Regions from separate parts of the Homo sapiens genome. Here region 2 is linked to region 1. The links are chromatin loops, found by intact Hi-C in ENCODE. Cell type or tissue: heart left ventricle. All regions are shown on one strand. Links, peaks and the distances in the headings refer to the core of each region. The heading gives the core; the rest is flanking DNA. Region 1 overlaps TEX41 (testis expressed 41). Region 2 overlaps TEX41 (testis expressed 41).

Region 1 (5,394 bases), core at 171-5,170:
GATTACATCCTTAAGGTCCATTTTATCTAAATGCATCCCTTTTGGCCCAGTGTGTAGAACATATCTAGATTAATGATTGAGGGCATCTAACTATGAAATGAATCACTATTACCTTTCCTTTTTCCACCCCCCCTCTCTCTCTGTTGGCTTTTCTCTAGTACAGGATTTTTCACAGGACAACAGCTTTTGATTTGGACTTTTAACCTCTTTGGATTGAAGTAGAGAGAGGGCATATTAGAACAAAATTTATGGAGAAATTCAAAATTAAATATCAAAGTGTAGGCATGAATGTGTGGGACAATTTTGATTTGTATTTGCTTTCCCACACCATTTTGTATCCCATGGTAGAGGCTGTCATGAGTAGGGAAGTATTCCAGTTAGTGGAACAACGGCCTGTGAATTCATATATTGGCAACATCTTAATTCTGTTCTGTGACTTAATCTCTCTAAGATTTACATTGTAAAAACAGTAATCTAGACATTTCAGGGTTGCTTGCTATCTAAAGATGTAAAAAACAAAAGTACACAAATGAATGGTTTCAAAATGCTTTTGAAAAATAATGTAAACATCACCAAAAGGTTTTGTTTTTAATTGTCAGATGCTTTCTTTCTCATTTTCAGATGATGACAAACACAATGGCAGACACTCAATATTTCTGAGAGTTTTTTAATATGCAAACTTTTTGATTTGAACATTAAGAGTTTGATAGCACACAATAGCCTCTGTGGCTTTAAAATGCCTTAATTATTTTAAATACAAATGTAAAATTCAGACACCTAGTGTTACTTAAATGCACCCAGGTTTCTGTGGTTTAATAATAACATCTGTTTTGGTTTTTCAACCACAAAAGTGCATTTAATCTGTTCTTCCTTTAGTTGAACTTTTCACATCTGCTTCGGCTCGGTTCCCATAAGCTAAAGACCAGATCTTTTCCAAAAGTAGGAAGTCTACCTGTACGACTGTTGTTCTAGCTCAAAAGATCTGTTTTTAATACCAGCTGAAGATTTCAAAAGAATAACAAAAATAAACTTCTTACCCATAATGCACTTCTTATGCTTTTTGGCTTACATATCAGTGCGGTCATTTTATGAATGCAATACTGCCTGGACATTTTAAATTAAAACAGTGAATTGTCAGATCACACATGCCCAGGTAGTCCCTGATCTCTTAAGTTTTTTAATCATGGAAAAAGAGTGTATTCTATTAAGTTAATTTTTCATGAAAAAGTTATACTAAGGATGGACAGTGGCTTAAAAACCTCAGTGGTTTTTTTTGGACACACACTTAGTGCTTATCTGAATCCCATGGGTCCTGAAAAGTAGGCCGGAAAATGTTGCAAGGACAACATTACTTCACAGATTTTCCACAATTGTTTGCTGCCTCCGAGGCTTCAGCTCTTATAACCAATCCTAAGAGACCTATCTAAAATCAGAGACTGTGAAACCAAATCCTAATAAGCGTCTTTGAAAACCAACCAAGGTGCTGAGATGAAACACATTTTTCTTTACGTATGAATTTTGGTAGAGAAAATTATTGAATAAATGAGTGCCTGGGTTAGATATGTGATAATTGTTTTTCTCAAGTGGAAAGATTGACTCTCTTTATCAGCATTCACAAGAGATTGAACAAAGCTGAATATTCAGTCTTTATTTGGACAAGATTTAATTGATATCAAGTTAGTCTAATTATTTTATTTTAGAAAGTTATTTTGAATATGTGAGATGCACATAATTATATATTTTTCCTGATGTATGATTATGTAATTATACGTGGTCCTGTTTACAGGACAGAGCAACACAGCATGCTGCAATTAGTAGGTGTTCAACTCATGTTTGGTGAATGAGGCCTAATGAGGCAATATAATGGAGAGAGCCCGGTAGACTACCTTTGTCGATGCAAACAAGATGATTCTGTGATTTGAATAATTTCCCAATGTCTTACGTAAATAGGAGTTGTCAGCAGGGGTGATTCAACTTAATTCAAAAAATATTTACTGATTGCATGACATGTGCAAGTCACTACAATAAGCAGAGTAACAAATACAGGAATAAGCATGAGTTTTACAAAGTTAAAGTAGCAAATTATGAAAAATGCCTTAAGAAAAATAGCAAAACACTGTTATGGTGGAAATAGCATTTGAGACAGGCCTTGAAAGAAAAGTCATCAAAATTTGGAGAGTGTTGAATACGAGAGTTTTGAACGAAAGGTGAGAAAGAAAGTGATCTGGTAAGACAGCAAAAGATTTCAGGTCTAGAGAACATAATTAGGAAAAGTAGAGAATGACAAGCAGTTTCATTTGTCTCATGGACAAGGATAAAGATAGAAGAGTAGCCTGGTGGTATGCTATGGAACACTTTAAATGCTCTGCCAAGGAGCAGGCACATCATATAGTAGACAATGAGAGCCTGAATCTTCAAATTAGGTTTTCTTAATGGTATTCAAATATTTACCACAAATTTCCATCATTTTGCCAGCAAAGACAGATCTAAACAAGTACATTTTTTTCCAAACTTGGTCAAAATCATTTGGTATTGCTCTTAAATTTATTTTTCATTTAAAAGATAAGTCGTGGAGGGGGATATCTGTCAAATTTTCTGAACCTTACATTCATTGCTGGGCTTGAAGATAAAGCATAAGAGGTCCTTTTACAGTTCACGCAGAAGAAACAGTCTCTGGAAGAGAGAAGGAAACCCTTAAAAATATGAGTAGAAAAGCCATTTGTGGAACTTCTTGCACCCAAATACTCAAAATTAAGTGCTATCAAGATCTATTTGACTATTGGCAATTCTAAGAAGAAGGCTCCCTATATAAACCATTAGTTAAATGACAGTTATTGAGATTTTTATTTAATGACAAGGAGGAAGGAGAATATGACACAAAATAAGACAAAGACTTTTCCTGTGTGATTTTGGATCTAAGCACTTATTTATAACTATTGTAAATATAACTAATATTTTGGTCACTTTGTTGAGAGAGTCATAAAATCAACTCTATAAATATTAATTGAGAAAAGCACCACGATGAAATTTTTCAATGCTTTAACATAACAGTGATGGGATGTTGAGAAATACGGAATTTTGTTTTGTTTTGTTTTCATCATGATGCTACACAGACAGAATAGGGATGTACATAGCTAGGTGTGTCTATCTGTGTGTTATAGACACATACACACATAAAGGAAATATAATTTTAATATTTCTGCCAGTCTGAGATTAAATAGAGTGATATGGGTCACACCCTCGGTGGTTCTTTATTTACCTTTTATGGGGACATGACAATGTGGATGGAATATGGAACAGAAAGGAGAAAAAGATTTAGTATGCTCCAAATGTCCCAAACCAGCTTGTTATTATTATCCCTATATCTTCTTCACTCCAACCTGACCTGCTTCCAGTATTATCTCCCATCTACTGAAGAATATAAAGCAATGCTCATGACTTCCGGCCCTATATCCAACCCAACATAATGCCTTACACCTTTACTCATGAAGTATTTTTCAATTTCAATTCTATCACCAATTCTACCACCCTAATCCAAGCCACCACTGTGCCACATGTAGAGGCCCGTGATAGTACATTATCTGTTCTAGTTTCACCCCCCCACCCCAACCCTTCTCCAATTCATTTTCCATGCAGCGGGCAGATGGCTATGATCTTGTCACCACCCACTACCTATCTCTATCCCTTGCTATTGCTCTTAGGATGTTTCTCACTGTTGTACCTATTCCATTTAGCTATGATGGAATTAAATTTATTTTAATTGCTGTGCTCAGATGGGAAGAAAGACTGATAAATAATGAGATAAATGAGGGAACTGGAAATATTCAGAGATTGGTCATTTTGCTTTTATGCCCTGAAGCAATGATATTTCACATTAAATAAATTTTTTTAAAAAAGGCAGTTTCTTCTCCAGGGCAACATTATCTTTGTTTTTTTATAGAGTTCCCATGATTACTCATTGGTTTGGTATTCTGGAGTTTGTGGACTTTATTCAGAATATGAGAAACCTAATTCTTTATAAGTCAAAAGCAAGTACTGAAAATTTAATTCATAAAGAAAAGAGTTTTCCACATATTTTCACAGGCTTCCTTAAAAATCTTCCCCATTTTGCTCGTCACAGTACTTCCAGAAGGGATCGTGTTATTACGCAAGATTTCAAGTAGGGCTGCTATTGAGGAGGCTACCTGGACTCAATTTTTAACTTTATATTTCAGAATTCCACCATGTGTTTTTCCTTCTCATAAAGGATCAAAACCACATCATGACAGAACAATCTGTGAGAATCATAGGCTTTTAACAAGGAAGAAACGGATTAAAAAATACTTCACGCCTTATTAAAGAAATCCCTATGTTCCTCAAAAGCACTTTTTAGCATCTTATTAGTGGCATTTGATCTGACTGACATATTGACCAGTAATTGGAGCAGAAGATGGATCTATTCCACTTAGATCACAAAGGGAATAAAAATTTTGGCTGTAAATTCAAGACGGACAACTTCCAAATAATTTCTTTAGAATAACTCCCTATAAAACAGCCTTCTAAGTTGTTCTAGATACATCGTCAGATTCTTTAATAAATCACTGGCCAATAGGTGAACCTTATTGTTTTTATTTGGATTTGGAAATAAACCAAAATAGGATTGATCTGAAAGTGAAAGTGACTTTAAATGCCCACCCTCTACTCATATCAATAGAAAAATCTATATTGGTAGCTAAAACATTATTGGATAATATTTTGTTGTTGTTCGGCTTGTGTTTTTTCTTTTTCTTTTTTTTTGTTATCTCACCACTCACACATTAACTTTCATTGGTTTCAGTATCATATTCTCATTGAGTAACTGCTTCTCAAGTTGGAATGAGACAGTTATTTCATCATTTTCTAAAATTTCTTAAATAGCCAAATAGCTCTAACTTTAACACAATGATAAATGTTTCACTATTTCACAATTATGTGAAACAACAAGCTATAAACCAACGAAGCATCTACAGAGCATACTCAAATATTTCGTTTGTAACTATACTAAAAAACTCTCATTATCTAGATCACTACCAATATTAATTACTGACTTGCATTTTGTGGTTTTGTTTTTATTGTTTAAAGAATAAGGGGAAAAGGCCGGGTGTGGTGGCTCATGCCTGTAATCCCAGCACTTTGGGAGGGTGAGGTGGGCAGATCACAAGGTCAGGAGATCAAGACCATCCGGGCTAACACAGTGAAACCCCGTCTCTACTAAAAATACAAAAAATTAGCCAGGCGTGGCAGTGTGCGCCTGTAGTCCCAGCTACTCGGGAGGCTGAGGCAGGAGGATGGCGTGAACCTGGGAGGCGGAGGTTGCAGTGAGCCGAGATCGCACCACTGCACTCCAGCCTGGGTGACAGAGCAAGACTCTGTCTC
Region 2 (5,394 bases), core at 189-5,188, 60 kb after region 1:
CAAATATTTGTTTTGAGAACATATCATAACATAAAGGGGTTTAGAGCCAGACAGTCCTGAGCTCAGGATCTTAGTTCTTTTTCTTTCTGGGTGATTCTGTGCACATCATTTATCTTCTTGGTGCCTTATTTCCTCATCTATGAAATGGGAATAAAATACCCACCTCTCTCACTTGCTGCAAAAGTGGAATGAGATAATATATGCAAAATTTCTGGCAACTAGTAAAAAATCCATTAAAAAATCTAGATCTGATATGATACTGAATTTTGCAGTTTGTCATGTAGACATGGCCATTATCTCTGCAGAGTGGAATACAATATATTAGAGACGTTTCAGCAACAACTGAAGTCCATTTCCATTTCCCTGGAGTCTACAGTGTTTAAAGATTTGACATTATGGAAGTATATTGTCTTCATTAATTTATGTTAATTTTTAATGTTAGTGTTGCATATGCTATAATATATAGGGAAACTTGTGTAAACACACACACGTTCACAAGCACAAATATGCAGGGTGAAAGAGTCCTGACCCTAAGAAAGCAGATTTTCATTAAAGCTTCAATCTAGAAGATAATATCAAGTGTTAACTGTAACAGTGCCATTTTTGTTCGATATGGAAATAAAAATAATTCTTAAAATGAAAGATGTTCTGAAATTAGCAAAACCACGGTGTATATATTTATCATATTTTATAAAAATGTGACTGAAATTAAACTTTAGAGCTTGACAATTTTGTCCAATGAAACAGACATGCAAACTACGCTTGTTTGTTTTCTTGCATATCTGTTAATCATGTGTTTCCTTTGGCATCTATCAATTTCTTTTCAAAGCCACAGAGCTTATCTCCTGTTAGAATAGGTCTATATGGGCATCTCATCAGATATCTAGATGGTTAAGTTGTACGTTTGATACACTGGTGATGTTAATGTAATATTCTGATGGGTATCTATTAGCATGTACATCACCAAAGCACAGACTCTCTATCGTCTGAGACAGTGGCTGCCCGGTCTGTGTCAGTGTCAATCCACACCAGAATCACAAGAATGAACAAATGTGACAGGAGAGGGCTGTACCAATTACAGATGAAGGGATAGTATCTACTCCCACCGTTTGATGTGATTTATTTGGCGGTCTCTCTGCATTTGTAGGCAGCAGATTGTAGCTGTTTATGAAGTGACAAATGGTACTCAGTGACAATGAATGACTTCTCTAATCAATTTAACTTGTCTAAAAAGTGGTCATGAATTGTGGTATTCATCAAATGTCAGTGAATACAAAAAAGATTGAACTTCTTGTACTAAAAACATATATTCCAAATATAGACCAAAAAAGTGAGAGAAATGAGTGATGAAATTGGTTTGTTTAAATAATTTTTAAAGGTGTTTTAAAAACAAAATTTTAAAAGTGTTTCACGCAAAGATTTTTTTTCAGAGAAGTGCTATATTTTATTGATTGGAGAGAGATTTTTTTCTTGTCCAGTTTTATTTTGCTGAAGGGTACATAATTATCTACATAAATGCATAATTCTCTGGTGGAAAAATAAAAACAACTGGGTTTGTCAGTGAAATAATTGAGACTCTTTTCATATAAAAAGCCTTTTAAGCTTATGATTTCAGTATTGACTAAAGTTTTCAATTATTGTTTCACCCTTTTAAATAAAACTATTTGGGTCTAAGTGACTTTACTGATGAATTTATTGAATTCATTGTGAAATATTTAAAAATAGTAATCTATTATGAATGGGTTAGATCACATAACCAGAGGTTGTTTACCTTCAACATTTGAGAAACACACATATTTTTAAACTTACATGTATTTCAAATAAGACTTTTGTCTCACACATATATCTAGTATACAGTGGAATAAAGTCATAAGCTGAGTTAACCTTATACAAGTATATTTACGTATGTATTTCAACTTATTAGATGTAGGTAGTCTTTTCCATACTTAATACAAACCACTACTGCTATAAGCCAAGAATGATTTTTTCCTATCTCTGTATTATTCAAATTTATTAAACAATATTTCACATTTGTTTGACACAATGTCAAACTCAGGACTCCTAAAGAACTGCTGTAGCTTTGGAACTGTTATGCTTTCTTGGACTTTAATCATTTTTGGCAAGGCTCCATTTCCTGTCAGAAAGTGAAACAGCTTTGGAATGTCATTTTCACGAAAGAAAACAGAGAGAATCCGAGAGGAAGTTCTCCTCCACTCCAGATCCCCTAAGATACTCAAACATGCTCACAGGAGGGCTGGAATACATCAAACATTAGCAGAGGGAAAAGGACACAATTTTCCCACATTAAAATACATGGATAAAGTTGAACTTCTGCTAAAAATAGTTCCCATGACTAATCCTATTAAGTTTAAAAAATTGGGCAGTATCCTCCCTGAAGCAGAATTACTCTCTGCCATCACACTCTGCTGTTCCCCCACACTCCCCAAGCCAGCAGGCCCTCAATATTAGGCCCTCATCTTTCCCTCTGTAATGACATTTGGGGAAAAGGGAGAAAGAAAGAGATCGAACAGTGCCTTTTATTCAGGTCTCAGATATCAAAGGAAACCAAAAACAAGATATAAAACTCAAAATTATCTCAGAATACCAACGATTCGAAAGAGCAGTGTACTGTTCTCAGTAGATCTGCAATGTTTTCCCACTGGCTCTTGGACTCACTCTGTGTCCCCAGGGAACAATGAGATTGCAGAAAGCAAACGAAGATTACTCTGAGATATTCCACTTTAAGGCCTAGAAATGGATTCACAAATTAAGCAGCAAAATGAAAAAGTCTCTCCTCTTTTGGACTTGCAAGCCTGTGATTTTTGCCGCATGTGACAACCTCATTAAGGAAAAGGAAGAGATTTAAAAGGATCCCTGAAAAAGGCCAACCAAGCTAAAAGATTCTGAACCCAGTACACATGTTGTTATCCAAAAGAGAGAAAGCCATCGGTACTCTCCCCATCCTGCAGTTCACACGGATAATCCATGTTACTCTGGTCTTTTAGAGGCGCAGATACAGGAATATAAAGGAGTCTCTGCTGAAGGAGTCATTAGGTACCATGATATTGGCATATGTTAGCTAAGTGATTAGCAAGGGTGAGGTTCAGCTGCAATCAAACCTAAACCCAGCTGATGCCATTAACATGCTGGATCTAATGAACACCACAGACCACATTAAAGTGGAGATAGCAAAATGACAATAGTAGAATGGCTTTTAATGAAATTATCAATCCAAGAAAGGAGGGAGATAGATGTCATCTAAGAAACCTTTGTAAAATCACTGGACAGTCACTTACGTAAGCACTGCTTTGAAAGGGCAGGCAGGTAACCCACCCCTAATTGTCAAGAGATGCTTTAGACATTGGGGTTTTTTAAGCAAAGTGGTGCATCTTTCTAGTTCTGCATTAGCATGCTCAAAGTGAATTGACCAACTGATTTGGACCAACTGATTCCACACTGTCTCACTACAGTGTGCAAATGCCTCCAGCTACATAAGTCATAAAGAAAAGATCTTTTGTTATAGATCTTAAATAGAATTGCACATGCTTGAGCTAATCCATAATTCACAGCCACTTAAGGGTTGGATCTTATCTGTATATATGCATATCATTGAAAACTGTGACCTAGAACTCCATCAATGTGTAGTTTTGTCCTGAAAAGATCCCTTTACCTTAAAGCTAACCACATTTTTCAACTTGCCTTGCATGTAAGAAAGTTTCAGGTTAATAGTTGCCAAAGCAATTGAGATGGAATTTTTTTGAAGTTTACCAAAAGAAAGTAACTCTCTCAGGTTCACAGGCTCTAGAGTGAGTAGTTAAGAATGTGGGTACCGTAAGCCACACTGCATAGGTTTAACTCACAGCTCTGCTCCTTACTAATTCAAAGTTGTAGTTTTTGTGACTAGACTAAGGCAAGAGAAAAATAAAGCATATAGACAAGGAATGATTGAAAGCAACAAGAAGTGTTTTCTCTTCCTCCTTTGGGTGCCAACCCTATAATTCCCGCAATGCTGAACTCCAGTTAGTTAGTGAGTGAGTTATTTAGTTCGTGAGTGAATTATTTAGTTCGTGAATGAGTGAGTTTTGGCGGTGGCCTTCTATGGACATACATGGCTTGTCCTCTCCCTGAACCATCAAATCTGAATCACTGTCTCCTGGGAGCAGCAAGATCCAGGAGACTGTGAATTCAAACTTTCAGAAACTTTGCACAAAGCATGTATGTCAACAAACAGAAATAATTAGCAAGGATGAACCATCACTCTTTAAAGCAGGAACATTCCACATCTAGAAAGGTTGTAATTTTAGAAGCCATTTATAAAAGTTTTGGGGCAGCATGACCCAAGCTCAGAGGACTTCAGGTTTCTATTTAAAGCACCAAATCACAATAGACATTTGATTTAAATTTTTATTTTATTTTACGTTCCGGGATACATGTGCATGACGTGCAGGCTTGTTATATAGGTAAACGTGTGCCATGGTGGTTTGCTGCACCTATCAACCCATCATTAATTTTAAAATTTAAAATAAGCAAAGGAGTTGTCATTTTTGCAACATAGGGTATAGGTCTGATTTTAGTCCATGTGGATTCACAGCCTCTCAGACTCCTGAGAAAATATAAGCCCATCTCTCTAGTCTTAGGGGTGCTAGCTGCAATTCAGATTTCTGTGTTCTAATTCTACTGTACTGCTGGCTAACTGTGCAACTGCTTAGTTTATCTTTCTGTGCTTCCGTTTCTTTCACGTGAAATGGGGATAATAATCTCAATTACCTCATGGGGTTATTTTAAGGACTAAGTGATATAGTAAGCATTGAGTCCCTAAATCACTGACTAGCACACACAAAACCCACAATAAACATTAACTGTTGTAATTTGTTGTGGTAGATATCATTGCAGAGGTTTATCATGTCATGTGTAACCTTCTTAATTCCTGATTCCTAGTGACCAGTTCCTCTTTTCTTGTGCCTATACCCACATCAGCTAAACTCTGTTACAAATTCCAGTATGAGTTTTATTTCTTCAGGTCTTCCCTAATTCCTCCTCATCATAATGGCCCTAAATCTTTTTAGTAATCCAGTAAAGCCATCATCTCCTGTTCATCTCTCTGCTACTTGCTCTGTCCTGTTTCTCTTCTCGATGGGACTAATTTCTTTGGTCACTGACTATCAGCCTTGGTGTCCCTAAATTCAAAAGCCAGGCTTTGTAATCTAAGAGAAACTTTTCTGCCGCATAAACATGTTTGGGTTTATTGGCCAGCTGAGTTCGCCAGTAAATGACTGCAACTCTACTTACTTTTCATGGTTGCTTTTGTGTCGTCTTCTTTGTAAGCCCAGCACTGAGGGCTACACCCAGAGTGCAAAGGAATGCCTGTAGGCAGATAGTCACCAAAGATGACTC

Evidence for each region. Peaks named below come from ENCODE experiments on the same cell type or tissue, not always from the same donor. Only the 100,000 strongest peaks of a DNase experiment are listed, where the experiment ranks them.
Region 2: it touches region 1 in a loop (2.3-fold over the local background); 8 of 110 quality-filtered maps call a loop at or near these places.

Annotation. Positions count from the first base shown.
Region 1 is chr2:144,995,180-145,000,573 of GRCh38, reverse strand. The region is part of intron 3 of TEX41 (testis expressed 41); the gene reads right to left. Among named protein-coding and RNA genes, the nearest start is that of LINC01966, 120 kb to the right of the region's middle. In heart left ventricle, for the core only: no CTCF peak of the experiment used is centred there; no DNase peak of the experiment used is centred there; H3K4me3 peaks cover 713 bases; H3K27ac peaks cover 4,436 bases.
Region 2 is chr2:144,935,379-144,940,772 of GRCh38, reverse strand. The region is part of intron 3 of TEX41 (testis expressed 41); the gene reads right to left. Among named protein-coding and RNA genes, the nearest start is that of LINC01966, 56 kb to the right of the region's middle. In heart left ventricle, for the core only: no CTCF peak of the experiment used is centred there; no DNase peak of the experiment used is centred there; H3K27ac peaks cover 3,366 bases.